2 separate regions of the Mus musculus genome follow, and region 1 is linked to region 2. The links are chromatin loops, found by intact Hi-C in ENCODE. Cell type or tissue: heart. All regions are shown on one strand.

The links. Hi-C counts contacts between places; a loop is a spot of excess contacts. Peaks named below come from ENCODE experiments on the same cell type or tissue, not always from the same donor. Only the 100,000 strongest peaks of a DNase experiment are listed, where the experiment ranks them.
Region 1: a loop joins it to region 2, with 4 times the contacts of the local background. A loop is called at or near these places in 7 of 42 quality-filtered maps.

The regions. Positions count from the first base shown.
Region 1 is chr7:12,830,023-12,838,022 of GRCm38, forward strand. It overlaps Zfp110 (zinc finger protein 110), which reads left to right and starts at 4,739. Exons shown (of 8, transcript NM_022981.5): 1 at 4,739-5,142; 2 at 5,425-5,505; 3 at 6,271-6,397; 4 at 7,067-7,162. The coding sequence starts at 5,461. In heart, a CTCF peak has its summit at 4,916; DNase peaks (open chromatin) are centred at 4,689 and 4,949; H3K4me3 peaks cover 2,038 bases; H3K27ac peaks cover 1,392 bases.
Region 2 is chr7:12,488,399-12,496,398 of GRCm38, forward strand. Zfp606 (zinc finger protein 606) reads left to right here. Exons shown (of 7, transcript NM_026112.4): 5 at 1,172-1,298; 6 at 1,551-1,646; 7 at 3,959-7,837. The coding sequence ends at 5,940. Among named protein-coding and RNA genes, the nearest start is that of Zfp606, 14 kb to the left of the region's middle. In heart, no CTCF peak of the experiment used is centred here; no DNase peak of the experiment used is centred here.

The DNA of each region.
Region 1 (8,000 bases), 340 kb after region 2:
TGAATTCATTAATTAATTAATTAAAAAAGAGACAGACTTTCTTTGTGGAACGGCCTTGGCTGTCCTAGAACTTGATCTATAGACCAGGCTAACCTTGAACTCATAAAGATCAACTTGCTTCTGCCTCCCAAGTGCTGGAATTAAAGACACGAGCCACCACAGTCAAGTAAGAAGACCCACTTTTAATCGGTCAAAAGCCTGCTGTGGCCCAGGCTATATAATGGACATGGAAGAAAGAAATTCTCACTCAGTTTGTTGTTGCTCTCTCTGGTAAATCCGCTACTTCAATGGCATTAGATCCTACCTGTTTGAGATTCTAATGTTTACAGCTGAGACATCCAGCCTTCTAGACTGAACAAGTACTGAATTTTTGGACCTTCTATTGGTATATAGCCACTGTTAGCCCAGTTGAACCACAGCCTGTAAGTCACTTTAATAAATCCCCTCTATCCATGGGTGGATGGATTATAGATGATAGGATAGATAGATAGATAGATAGATAGATAGATAGATATAGATGATAGATAGATCCATTCATTCACTTGTCCATTCAGTTGTTTCTCTAGAGAACCCTAATAGAGTCATCAAAAGAGTCCTTGCTGGGGCTGTCAAGATAGTTCATCACATCCACAAAAGAACATTTGTGAACAAGTAATTTCTGTGGACATTTCTCCTTAAATTTGAATCCAATCTAAATCATCTTGTTTAGAAGAGTAGATTCTTTCCTTCACATTTTTAGAGGAATGTACAAAACAAAGCTCAAGATGCCAAGCTGCCCCAAAGCTCATTGTATTAATATTTGAAATTTTATTGAACCTAATAAGGAAGGGAATAAATGATACACACTGGCTTCTAATTCTGGAACACAGGCATTTTCAACTACATAAGTTTACTCATGAATCTCAAAAGTTATTCTCAAGAGGTTCTCTGCATGTCCCGACAAATTAACATTTTATTTTTATGATTCTACTATTAAAGGACCTTTTCCCCAATATTGTTTAAGTTATTGCAGTTTTGTGCATACATATGTGAAAATTAATTTATGAATCTTATATTCTTATTATGCCTGGTTTACTTTGATTTCACTGATTTTGAAAAGTTACCCACTGAGCTGGACATGGTGGCACAAAACTTTTATTGCTGCACTCAGAGGCAGAGGCAAGCAGATCACTGTGAGGTGGAAGCCAGCCTGATAAACATAATAAGTTCCAGGCCAGCCAGGCCTACATACTGAGACAAAAAGACAAAGGGAAAAAAAAGGAAATCATATTGGATTTTTAAGTATGTTATTTATTTCTTTTACCTTTTCCCCATAGTTTTAGCACATATGTCTACTTCATCTATTTATAAAACAAGCACATCTAATTTTTAAATCAAAATTGCTATGTTTCCTTTTGTTTTGGATGTGTATAACCATTCACAGGTGTACAATATGTAAGTAAAAGCAAAGTTTGATCCACAAAAGGCAGACGTTGGGTTCGCCCCACTGGATACAATCCAGTCCACCACCACTACGAGGAGAACACCTTAACCTTGAGAGACAGTAACCCTGCCCACCCTAGAAATGTGGACACAACCTCCAGAGCCTGCAGCTGAGAGGACAGAACCAAACTCCTCAAGTTACTTCCTGACCTCCATACATATGCTGCAGTGCAGAAATACAAGCATGCACAATAAATAAATGTAAGCTTTTTAAAAATCAATTTTCGGGCCACTGAGATAACTCTTCGAGTAAAACCACTTCCTACTAAATCTGACCTCCTAGGTTCTATTCCTGCAACCCACATAATGGAAGGACAGAACCAATTCCTGAAAGCTTTCCTCTGACTTCACACGTACGTACACTGTGCTATGAAAGTCTGTGTGTGCACGCAGACGCACGCGCACATGCACTCACACTAAATCAAATAAAAAGCATTTAATTAACTTTTTTGGTTTGCTTGTTTTGCAAGACATGGTTTCTCTGTGCAGCCCTGGATGTCCCGGAACTCACCCTGTAGACTAGGCTAGCCTTGAACTTACAGAGATCCACCTGCCTTTGCCTCCCAAAGTGCTGGGACTCAAGGTGTGCACCACCATCAACGAACCTTAACTTTTAAAAATAAGAATGAACTTAAAACTGAAAAGAGAACTTGCCTCCTTAAAATAATAAAGCTCTCTATTGAACAATTGGATAAGCCACTTAAACAAACACACACTGACATCTAAAATAAAACTGTCAGTCAATGGCTATTTTCCACAATTCTGTCACACAATAATAATCTGCCAAACAGCCAGGATTATTTAATGTGAAATATTAAAAAAGGGACCAATTACTTATTCAATCAATATGGTCCTTTTGAAAGTTAAGAGATTCTGAGGACTAAAGAGTTAACTCAGTCATCAGTGTTTGCCACAAAGCTCTGAGTTCTAACACCCACACCACAGAAAGATGAGCAGTGTGGCCCACATCTGTATTCCTTGCACTAGGAAGGTGGAAGCAAGAGGATTAGAAATTCAAGGTTAACCTCAGCTACAAAATTCAAAAACAGTTTGGGATATATGTGAACCAGGATGAAATGGAATGAATGAATGAATGAAAAAAAATCCAAGGAAATACTGTCAAACTAAAAATAGGATAATAATCTGAGCAAATACTAAATATAAACATTAATTGCAGTAAAAATTAAGAACAGGGCTAGAGAGATGACTCAGCAGTTAAGAGCACTGACTCTTCTTCCTGAAGTCCTGAGTTCAGTTCCCAGCAACCACATGGTAGCTCACAACCACCTGTAATGAGATCCAATGCCCTCTTCTGGTGTGTCTGAAGACAGCTACAGAGTGTACTCACATACATAAAATAAATAAAAATGTTTAAAAATTAAGAATATGTAGTCTATTTTAACCATAAGAATAAGAAGCATGACCACAGTTAGACACAGTGTTGCCAAGACCCTACTTAGAAAGCGTAAAGGAATACACAAACCTTGGGTTGAGAAGGATAGGTCAATAGGCTCTAGGCATTATGAGAACATCAGAATGTCTGGACCCCAAGTAATACAAAGACTACATCAATCAGAACAGGATATAAAGAGACCTTAGGAATAGGATACTAAACAGTATAAGGAACACAGCAGAATTCTTTGTTGTTCTGAGCTGTCTAGAGAGTTACAAACATACCCAATTATGGTCAGAGGCAGACTTCAAGTTCCCCCTGATCTAATCTGCCATTAGGAACAAACCTAGTCACAGGTTAGCTAATAACTGGCATTACCAGAACCCACAGCCTCTCAATGTGTACCATACAAATCAGCCCCTGTGTGTAACCAACAAGCTCAGTCAGTCAGCAGGGTCTCAAGGGAGGGAGTGAAGATTGAAAAGAAAAAGACAATTAGACAACATTATAACAGGACTCAAGCCCCTGCTGAGCCTGAAGTGGGTTTATTTTTCTCTAGTCTGTTTTTTCTAGTCTATTCTAAGTACATGCAAAGAATAAGGTCAGTTCTAAGTCAAGGTACAAACAAGGCAATAAACAAAGTCCTGTGGTATTCAGGGACTTACAAAACGATCAAGATCTTGATCTTAGCCCCAAGTCAAATTCTTGCCTGAGCCTACTTCCGTGTCCTAGCCTAATGTCAAATTCCTGCCCAATTCCTAGAAGCAGTCCCAAGAGCTCTCCACATGTATGGATATTTACAGTTAGCATCCCTGGGACTGAGTGTAATTTTAGTTTTCCTCATACATCTCTGATCCTCCATGTCCCTTTGTAGCTGGTCTTTGCAACTTTGTGGGTTCTCCTCTTCCTCCCATCTTTATCCATGCCCCCTTTTTACCCCTTAACACTAGACTGGAAAGAAACAGGAATAGAGGGGAGAGAGGAATTAGGAAATCCCTGAATCTGATTTCTTTTCTTTTGCTTCTCCTTTGACCTCAGCTACTACGAAACCACAACCAACCTCCTCCCTATACAACCAACTGGTCCAGCCCAGCCCCTAGCCTATCGGGCCCTAACATTAATATACTCTCTGAAAAGTTCTCAGAATTCCAAATATAACACAATCACAAAAAACTATCTGCTACAGACAGAACCACGATTCTGCTAGAGCACAAAACAAATCACGGTCAGCTGCTACAGGCAGTCTGAAGCAGCCCCACATCCCTATACCTGGAATCAAACAAAATATTATTTTATAATATTTGTTTGTTCTTCCAAGAAACCAAAATTCCAGGATTCTCACTACATCCCTTCCTCTGCTGGGGAAAACTAGAGAGGACATTTAGTGTAGCCTACCATATTTTAAGTCCACCAGGTCTCCATACTTCCCACCTAAACGTTATAAGCCCACACCACCCTGCCCAGACCACACAACCCTGCCCACTCTACTAATCTGGACGCAAACGCCTGTCCTCTCATGGAAATTTGAGTACTTTTAATTCCGATGCCTAATGGCTTTCTGTTTCTACAGTTACTCCTTTCTTCCTCTCCCTTTAAGGGTACCGGTGAAACTTCAGTAAGATTGCATCCTTTTCTCCTTCCCCACAGTAAACTCCGTTAAATGACTTTGTCTTCTCTTGCCTCCGACCCACAGACAGCCCCAATCCGGATTCCCTCCCCCTCTACACTAGTAGAGCCGTAGGTTCCATCTGTCCCCTCGTCCCGCCTTCCTTGCTCTGCTACGCGGCGTGCCTCGCTCAGCCGACCTAACACCAGCACTTCCGGCCCACCCCCTTGCCCATGCCTAGCTTCCGTTTTGTCCAAGTTCTTTTGCTCCTGTTAGTGGGTTCGATTCTCTCCTAGCCTCGGTCTCTGTCCACAGAGGTACTGGTGCTCAGCGTCTTAGTATCCTTCTTCAAAAGCTGCATCCTAGTTCTTTAGCAGTCAATAACACACTTTTCGGACTTCGGCTTCGCCCGCCAACAGGACAAACGCCGCCTAACTGCTGCCGCTCGACGTCCGCGGGGGCGTCTGGGAGTTGTAGTCCGGACTCGTGAGCTGGCGCAGTTCGGGACAAGACCGACGGGCGAGCGCCATTGTGTCTTTCCGCAATCGTAGCGCTGCGTGAAAGCCCGTCGGGGGCAGCACCCATCTTCTGTTTTATTTGCAACCTCTGGAACCCAGTGTCGGCTTCGTTTGTGGCGCCACTTCTACGGACCCGGGAGAAGGTGTGTAGTCGTGGGTCCGAACAAATCCTAAGGAAGACATCGCGTTCTAAATAAGGACCACAGTTTAAGAAAACCAACCGCCTTTTGGATTAGATGACATCAGCTGTCCCCTCTCGGTTAGAGGGGAACCTGTCTTGTAGGCTTATGGGAGTCGGGAAGAGGATTCACTGGGCACTTTGCAATTTTGGGGTGGACTGGTCATGTCCTGCTGAGGGGTGGGATATGGGCAGAGGTGGGGGAGCCGCTGGGCACATTCCTTAGTGCCCCCCTCTTCCACTTTAGGTTTCGTCAGCATTCTGCCTACTCCTGGGAGAGAACATGGAGGACAGTATGGCTTCCACGCTTCCAACAACCTGGCCCCATGTGAGTAAAGGCTTCTTTTCAACTTTTGAGTCGGCTCAGGGGTCGGCTAGTGGTGAGACGTTTGTTCTCAAATATCATTGAGTTTCGGGAGGAGTTGGAGGACTGCCCAAGAGGGTGGTTACAATAGAAGAAACAAACAAACCGATTTCTGAACCAGGAACTGGCAAGCCAGATTGAGGCTTTTTAATTAAAAAACAATACTATTACATTTGGGGGGGGGGGGGCATGCACGTGTGTGCCACTGCCTGCTTGTAGAGGACAGAGAGTACCTTTCCGGATCGCTACCCTTCTTCCAACATATGAATCCTGAAGATCAATCAAACTCAGGCTTGGTAGCAGGCACCTTTACCCACTGAGCCATCTCACCAATCCTTTTCAACCTTTATTTTTTCTTTTTTTTTTTTTTTTTTTTTTTTTTTTTTTTAAGCTGAGGGTCTGGTGAAAGAAACTGACAAGTGTAAGAAGATAAGAAGCTCATGTTTAGTTTTCAGCAACTACTTTAAGGAAGTGACAATTCAAAAACAAGAAAAGAGGTATAGATGGGAACCAACAGTCCTATCCCCTGATTAGTGAGAAATGAACAGGTTTTCATAGACCACAGTCTCACGTGTCCCCTGATTAGTGTCAGACCGATTTGCTCAAGGATTCAGACAAAGGAACATGAGATAAGTAAAATGTAGCTGGGTCATCTTGCTCAGCCTTCCTATTTTTCTGTCACTGTAGAAGAGGAAAACCCTGGACTGAACTGCATCTTGTGCCTTTCAGGAGTCTGTGAAGTTTGAAGATGTATCTCTGACGTTTACCGAGGAAGAGTGGGCACAGCTGGACTTCCAACAGAAGTGCCTGTACAGGGAGATCATGATGGAGAACTACAGCAACATGATTTCAGTGGGTAAGGCAGCCTCCACTTTAATAAAGAGCTGTTTGGGTGGGTGGAGCATGCTTTTAATTCCAGCACCTCAGAGGTGGAGGAGGATTGGAAGTTCAGTGCCAGGCTTGACTCTACCTGCCCCCACCCCAATTCTGGATGTGCGGTACCCCTGAACTGTAAGTGCTTGGGCTCAGGCTAAAGGGACCAGAGGAGAAGTGTTAAGGGAGTGTAGAGCTTGGTAGAGAGGAAAAAGGCAGCTTTTCAGTATGACTTCAGAAGTTTCATCCAAGCAATACTTCAGAGTCCCTGAATACTGGGCAGAGCTTTTAAGAGATGTTTGTAGCTGTAGTGAGAGTTGGCTATAATTTTTATGGCATGTCAAACATAAAAAAATATATCATTGTCCAGCAGCTCGGGGTTATCATCAAAATTGTGACTTCTTTATGATTCTTAGGAGGTCTTCTGTCCTCTCTGGTTATTTCATCATAGCTGTGTCTCTAAGCTTTGTGTCTCTGTTTAAGCAGAAACAAAAGTTGATAGTCCTGACCAGTTCTTTTTCAACTGTCAAATTTAGCAGGGAAGCAAAAGCTTTCATGTCCCAGCATGGGGGAAGGAGGGGCGAGAATGTTGCAGCAGGACAGCATTTTCTCTAAGCAGACCTCCAAGCCCTGTCTCCTTTCCATTGAGCAGAGCATCACTTTTCAAAGCCAAATGTGATATCTCAGCTAGAAAAAGCCGAAGACTGCTGGCCAATGCAGAGAGAAATTCCTCAAGATACTCTTCCAGGTAAGAGCCAGGCATATGGGAGTGTCCAAAGGGGTGAATCTTCTGGTTATTCCAAGACTAATGTCTTCTAAGCAGAATGAGAATCCAGGTATCATGTCATAATAAATAGGATAGTTTCCAGTCTGCAGTCATTTTTTTCATGATGCTAGTGTTTAAGCCCAGGGCCTTTCACATGATGAGCAGAGCAGACATGCTACCACTTGAACTAACATACTCGGCTCCAGTCTTTATTTAGGGGTGGATGTTGTGATATTTGGCCTTAGTGTGTAGTGGTGGTAGGGTTTGTGTTGGGGGTTTTGTTGTTTTGGATTTTTGTTTTGTTTTGAGATAAGGTCTTAGGTAGTTCAGGCTGGCCTCCAACCTATTAATTAACTAAGGATATGAATTTCTGATCATCCCTCGCTCTTGGAAGTTCTGGAATTACAAATGTGTGTTACCCCACTGGTTCCTGTTTTTATTTCTCTTCTAAGTTTGTTGTTGTTGTTGTTGTTGTTGTTGTTTTTAAGCACATAGGCATATTGTCTGAATACTTTTGTAAACTTGAACATTTTTACCTTTTTTGTTGTTCTATTTATCTGGTTTCAGTTTATATATAGTAGGCATAAAATCCTTGAGCCCCCCCAAAAATTCAGATGATCTCCTGTTGTTGAAAACAGCATCTTTCTGTAGACTAAATTACTATTGCCACAGCACAGAAGCCTCTTCTGTGTTCTTGTGCTTTGGGTTTTGATTTTTTTCCCCCTTTCTGGGTGCATGCCATAATGTGACACATTTTATTGTATATTAATGAACTTTAATAAATTTCTATACCCCTTGTAGTTTAAAAAAGTAATCTTGG
Region 2 (8,000 bases):
CTTCTTAGAAGTATAAAGATAGAATCATTGCAGAAGTCAGACACATCAGATTGGGGTTCATCTTCTCTAGTTTTCTAGGTTCCATTTTCCTTTTCCCCTTTTGATTTTATGTTTTTCTTTGCTTAGAAACAAGTTCTTACAGGGTTGTGTAGGCAGACTTCAAACTTAGATCCTTCTGCATTGATGTTCTGAGTCCCTGAGTTATAGACCTGTCTCATGCCTGGTTTCTATTTTTATTTTTGGCACCATCATTGCGAAGGCTTATATTGAACCTGGTAACTCAGCTCATACCTTCTTGCTTCAGTCCCTGATGAGTAACTGGTTTTGCAGGTGGATGCTACTATGCTAGCCAGTTTCAATTTTTTTCTAACTCAACTGTTTTTGACCACTGCTATAACAAATACCCTCAGCCCAGGTTGCTCTGGGCCATCTTGCTCATACTTAGTTCTAGTCCTTTGATGGAAGTGACCAGTGAGGAAACTTTCTCCTGTGATCAGGATGGCAGATTCCAGATCACCTTCCAGGTCCCAGGTCCACATACAGGAGCAAAGGTTTTTCTACCACAAGCTCTCTGGGCCATAGGTACCCTCTTTCTACTTTGGTCTCAGATGCTATTCATGTAATGAGAGGACAGGGCATTGTCAAGGTGGGTGGAATTTCTGTTCATAGTGGCCATTATTATCAGAACTAGTTTCTAATAAATAAACTGGGAAATACATTGAAGATCCTCTATGTGTCTCTTAACTGCCTCCAGGTTTCTCTTTTTGACTCATGATGTTTAATTAATGTTGTGTGTGCATATTCCCCTCTAGATTTTGAGATGTCTTGATGAATACGCTTTTTGCTGTGCTACTCAGTTAAACTTGACACATAACAGCTAGAATCTTTTATTTAAAAAAAAAAATGAGACAGGTCTCTCTTTATATAGACCAGGCTGTCCTGGAACTCACTATGTAGTCCAGACTGGTCTCAAACTCACAGAGATCCACCTACCTCTGCCTCCCAAGTGCTTTATTAAAGTAAATCACCACACCTGGCCAGATTTTTGAACCCTTCTAGTGTGTCCTTTACATCCTGTCTCCTCTCCTCAAAGGCTATCAGCCTCATTCTATCCCTAGAAAATTCGGAAAGGCTGGCCTCTGGCTGAGAAGGATCATATATGCTCTTTCAGGAACCAGTGACTTTCAAAGATGTGGCTGTGGCCTTTACCCAAGAAGAATGGGGACAGCTAGACCTTGTTCAGCGGACTCTGTACCGTGATGTGATGCTGGAGACCTATGGACACCTACTTTCTGTGGGTAAGGTGAAAACTGACAAAGCCATTTCCTCCACAGTGTCTTCAGCTATCCTGTGAAAGAAGTATGTTGTATCTCTGAGGGGCTAAGATTATCTTGAACTTTGAAATTCAGGGATGAAATTCCTAATGTTTATGAAAGTATGAAAGGAGAAGGCTGTGTATATTCTGCATGAGGAAGACTAGGCAAGGGAAGATTTCCTTGGCAACTCCATAACTTTCTCACCAAAGTCACATGTCTTCCCTCCATATGTAGGGAATCAGATTGCTAAGCCTGAAGTCATCTCCCTTTTGGAACAAGGAGAAGAGCCATGGTCAGTGGAGCAAGGATATCCTAAAAGCAGTTGTCCAGGTGAGGTGATGCCCCAGGCATAAATGAAGAACTTGACCTCAAAGCTCTCCTTTTTGAGAAATGGGCTAAAGGTGGAGAAGTTATTTTCTGATACATTCAGAATTCCCTCGAGGGTGTTTTCAACTTCATGTTTCCTTTTCATCTACTACTGATTGAGAGCAGAGCCTCTCATAAAACTACATTGTATCCTAAGTCATTCCCCCAACCCCACACCACACACACACACACACACACACACTTTTCTGTCTGCTTTGTGGTTGTTCATATTTCCTGTAACTTCCCTAAGCTAAGGTCTCAGATATTTACCTATGTTAAAATTTATTTTTAAAATTCTAAACTGTAGTCTATGGCTTTAAAGACTTATTTACAAAAAATAGTTTTTGAATATAGACTGTTTTCTCATGGTTTAAAAAAGTCAAAGCGACATAAAATGTGTGTTGAAATCTCACATACACTCACTGCTCTGTACCACATTGCCACTTTCTGGTGCTTCTCGGTGTACCGGTCACCACTTCTCTTTTCCTTGGCAATTGCTTGGTTTGTTACTGCCTTATTGTTGTATTGTTGTCTTATCTCTAAAATCAGATAAGTCAATCCTATTCGCTGGGTAATTTCACTGGGTGTGGTGGTGCATGCCTTTAATTCTGAACACTTGGGAGGCAGAGGCAGGTGAGTTCAAGGCTAACCTGGTCTACATATTGAGTTGTAGGACAGGCAAGGCTACATAGAAACCCTGTCCGCAAAAACAGAAAAAAATATGATTTCTTTAGTAGTGTCATTTGAGTTGTTTTCTAGTGTTTTTCCATGTCAGCCTAAAGGAATTCTTTTAGCATTTTTCTTTTAATTTTTTTTGTATGTTTATGTGTGTGCACGAGCACACAAGCTAGTGCAGGTGCCTAAACTTATAGGTAGTTTTATGCTATCTGACTTAAAAGCTGGAAACTGAACTCAAATCCTCAGTAATATTTTCTTAACTGCTGAGCCATTTCTTCAGCTCCTCTTAGCATTACTTACTTGCTTGCTTAAAAATATTTTAATTTTTTATGGGTATGTGTGTGTGCCTGATGTATATGCATTGCCAGAGGCCACAGAGGTCAGAACAGGGCATTAGATTCTCTGGAACTGTAGTTATAGATAGTTGTTAGCTAGGAATTGAACTGAGGTCTTCTTCTTGTAGTGGTCATAGGAATTGCTTCTTTAGAAGAATCTCTAAACTCTGATGATATTGCCCTCTGTCTTATGTGTTTAAATCTTGACTGGATTCTGGAATGACAAATTTTGTAGTAGAAGTTTATTATAACACCCGGTTTGAAATCTTTCGGCGATACTTTATCATACTCACACACACACACACACACACACACACACACACACACACATACAGAGAGAGAGATTATAATACAGAAGTGAATTATAACTCTATTTAATGACTTAAACATTACTTGCCAAAAGCCTGCATGCTTATTCCTTAAGCCCTTCCTTTCTTCCCTTCCCTCCTCTCCCTTCATCCTATCACCCCTACACTCTCTCCTTTGTTCGTTGTGCATTCCTTCCTTCTTTCCTTTCTTTCTACTAGTATTCACTGTGTCTTTTTGTCAGAGGCATCCTCTGCTACCCTGTTGATAACACTAGGATGACTTATAGGACTTGAAATTCACTACCATCAGGATAATAGTTTATTATACAAAAGAATATAAAGCAATATCCATAGGGTCCAGAAGAAGCCAAACAGAAATTGTGATCATCTGTGAAGTTGCCTACTATGAAACATGGTTGAGCTTAAGTCAGAATCCATTGTGCTTATTGGAGATTGATCATGTAGGCAGTAATACTTATACAGCTGAGAACACACATACTCCAGATCTTTAGAAAGAAAGCACATCTTCACTAGAAATGTCATTAATTACAAGCTCTCTAGAGAAACTGCTATATCTGCTTCAAGGCTGTGAACATGAAAAGCTATTATATTTACAGCATTTCATTTCATAGTCTCGATTCTTAGTGGTTAGGTAAGGATGAGTCATGAAGCAAGCCAGTTTAGTAATGTGCATGGTTTGAGTAGCTCAGTCCTGCATAGCTAACTTTTTCCTGTAAAACCTCCTTTTCATGTGAAAGTGCTCCTCATAAGTTTTATTAGTGTCATGATATACTTTCTTTTATATTCAGCTATTGTTTACTTTTCACTATTTCTCTGGCTTTTATGTCTGGACTTGAAAATGAAATATACTTTAGCCTTTTCCATAGTATGAATAATAAATCTGACCAGTGCATACTGAGGTCTTTTGCACTTACAGTCCTCCCTTCTGTTTCAGAGTGGATGAGGAATACTGAAAGCAAAGCGCTGATTCCAGCACAGAGTGTTTCTGAGGAAGAACAATCCAGCAATGGAATGATGTTAGAAAGATACATATGGGATAATCCTTGGCTCTCCAGGCTAGGAGTTCTGGGATATGGCGACCAGTTAGAAATGTATCACATGAACCAGAGCACAGGTATGAGGCAAATGGTCTTTATGCAAAAACAAGTACTTTCTCAACGAGGGTCTGAATTCTGTGAACTTGGCACAGAGTACAGCCAAAGCTTAAACTTAATTCCATCTCAGAGAGTTTCACAATTAGAACGTTTCTACAAACCTGATACACATCTTGAAAGTTGGAGCTGTAATTCAGCCATAATGTATGCAGATAAGGTTACCTGTGAAAATAGTGATTATAATAAAGCCTTTTGCCAGTCTGTTCAGCCTGTATACCCTGCAAAAATGCAAACTGGAGATAATCTGTTCAAATGTACTGATGCTGTGAAGTCTTTCAATCATATTATACAATTTGGTGATCATAAAGCAGTACATACAGGAGAAAAACTCTATGGATATAAGGAATACCATCAAATCTTTAACCAGAGCCCATCACTTATTGAATACCCCAAACTTCAAATTGGAGGAAACCAGTATGAGAAATATAAGGAATATGAGAATATCTTTTATTTCTCATCTTTTATGGAACATCAAAAAATTGGCAGTGTAGAAAAAACATATAAATACAATGAATGGGAGAAAGTCTTTGGTTACGACTCATTACTTACTCAACATACAAGCACATACACTGCAGAGAAACCCTATGAATTCAACAAATGTGGAACATCTTTTATCTGGAGCTCTTACCTTATTCAGCATAAGAAAACTCATCCTGGAGAGAAACCCTATGAATGTGATAAATGTGGAAAAGTTTTTAGGAATCGTTCAGCCCTTACTAAGCATGAACGGACACACACTGGAGTAAAACCCTATGAATGTAACAAATGTGGGAAAGCCTTCAGTTGGAATTCTCATCTTATTGTACACACAAGAATCCATACAGGAGAAAAACCTTATGTATGTAATGAATGTGGAAAATCTTTCAACTGGAACTCCCATCTTATTGGACATCAGAGAACTCACACTGGAGAAAAACCTTTTGAGTGCACTGAATGTGGCAAGTCTTTTAGCTGGAGTTCCCATCTCATTGCCCACATGCGGATGCATACTGGAGAGAAACCCTTTAAATGTGATGAATGTGAAAAAGCTTTTAGGGATTATTCAGCCCTTAGTAAACATGAAAGAACTCACTCTGGAGCAAAACCATATAAATGTACTGAGTGTGGAAAGTCCTTCAGCTGGAGCTCCCATCTTATTGCTCACCAGAGAACTCACACGGGAGAGAAACCTTATAACTGTCAAGAATGTGGCAAAGCTTTCAGAGAGCGTTCAGCCCTTACAAAACATGAAATTATCCATTCTGGAATTAAGCCCTATGAATGTAATAAATGTGGAAAATCCTGTAGCCAGATGGCTCATCTTGTTAGGCATCAAAGGACTCATACTGGAGAAAAGCCCTATGAGTGCAATAAATGTGGAAAATCCTTCAGTCAGAGCTGTCACCTTGTTGCTCATCGGAGAATTCACACTGGTGAGAAACCGTATAAATGTAATCAATGTGAACGATCCTTTAATTGTAGCTCTCACCTAATTGCACACCGGAGAACTCATACTGGAGAGAAACCGTACAGGTGTAATGAGTGTGGGAAGGCATTTAATGAGAGTTCTTCCCTTATTGTACACTTGAGAAACCATACCGGAGAGAAACCCTACAAATGTAATCATTGTGAAAAAGCTTTCTGTAAGAATTCTTCCCTGATTATTCATCAGAGAATGCATAGTGGCGAGAAACGCTTTATATGCAATCAGTGTGGAAGAGCCTTTAGTGGTCATTCGGCCTTACTTCAACATCAGAAAAACCATAGTGAAGAAAAACTGTAACTGAATTGGCAAAGACTTTGGGGGCAGAAAACCCTATAAGTATAACCAAGAGGAAAGTTTTTCACTAAGAATTTAGTTAAATTGTCTTTACTATACAGCAAGAAATCTCTTTAGAAGAAACTTTATGAGTTTATAAATGAGAAAACCTTTCAGCAGTTATGTAGCCTGTATTCAATGGTAGGAAATTACAGGAAAAAAAGTTCTAAGCTTCTTATGTGGTCCACAAGGAATCCATATTTGAGAAACATGATTAGGTGAATAAAGTATTCTAGCAAAAGCTCTAATCTGTAGATCAAAATGTAGAAGTTTGTGCATTATTAAGAGGAAAGTCTTGTGCCAAGAATAGTTTAACTGGAAAGATACTACCTGGAATATTAGATGGAAAGCTTCACATTAGCATTTTGTGCATAATGATAGAAACAGATTCTGATAATACAAGGGGAGGGTCTAGGTACTCTTTAAGTGATAGAATATGGAATACTAAGTCTGAATTAATGAAAAAAAAAACTAGTGTAGTACTGAGTGGGGCATTCACTGTTGATCAAGGTTAACCTCTTTAGAAAAGATTAGTAAAGGAGATCCCGAATGATAGAAGATAGAAAGACTATTGCCTAGAAATATGAGACTGAGTTTTGAAACAGAAACCAGTACTCAATAATGTAGTGTCAGTGTCCGTTTGGTACGTATCAGTGAATTATTGGACAGTTAGCTTATAACTTATAGGCAGTCACTATAAATTATAATTGTGGGCACTAGCAATATACATAACAGAAGAAACAACAATAAGGATACAATTGTATATAAACACCTACTATAACATCCATGTGTGTTTGGATAAAGACCTCTTAGAACCATGGAGAAATTAACTCAGTTAATTTAAGACTTTGTTTGGTTTTTTTTTTTTAAGTTTAGTTTTATTTTTTGTTTTACAAATATATAAGCACCATGTGCTAGGCCTCCTCTTAAATGTTTTTTAAAAAATATTAACTTGTTCAATTCCCTTAACTCTATGAAATAGGCATTATTACTACCCCCAGGTTTTCAAATGAATTAACAGAAGCAGAGGTGTTGAGTAAATGTATCCAAGAGACACATCTAGTAGGGAGTTCAGTTTTAAGATAGTTTGGCTCCAGAGTTGGTGTTTTTAACCACTGTGTTTTCTCACTTTTGTTCAGTGTTTTTATAATATTTGATAATAAAATTCAAGAAAATCCTAACTAATGGAAACCTGGTTACCTAATTCCTGTATCCTGAAGGATTTCTACTATGTAAACCACAATCTCTTTGGAATATGAACAGCTCTGAGAAGGACATGGAAACCACTGTGTTTTATGGGTCCTGGGTTTAAGGGTTACAGACACCCGGGCAGTGCGAACTTGAGCAAGTGTAAGGACTTTTCCCACGGGGGTTCAGACGTGCCCCTGACAAAGCAGAGGCAAGAGTGTTTGTTCTTTGACTGTTGGAAACTAGTATCCATTGGCACACCAGTCTTCAAGGTACCCTCTGAGTTCATTATTAGCCTCTTCTCTGCATGAAGTGATTGCTTGATGGGAGGAAAGACTCAGGACGAGAGTCCTGCTGAGTTCATCACCAACAGTAAGGACGTTTCTTTTCAGGAGAAAAGGAGCAAAAGGGAATCATGGACTCAGGCAAGGGTTGTTTCTAGATATGCGGGTATTAAGAAGAAATTGGGCACATAAGATTCATCTAACCTTTTACAGTCCTGGACCTCACACACACACACACACACACACTGTGGTAAAAATTGGTAGCATACTAGTGTTAAGACACTATGTTCACTGCTGACTCTTAGAGCTTCAGGTAACTTAGGATGTAACATTTAGTGCCCGCCTTTGCAGGGTCTAATAGTCACTTAATAAATGTTATGGCAAAAAGTAATTGATGACCTTTTTATTGTGATTTTTGCAAAGACTCCTGGATAAAATACTAATATGACCTCTGTAAAAGAGTGAAAAGATGTATTCAGAATCATTCTGCCAAAATGATATGGATCTTGCATTTTAATATCCCAAACAAGCTCCATTTCTTAGATTTATAAA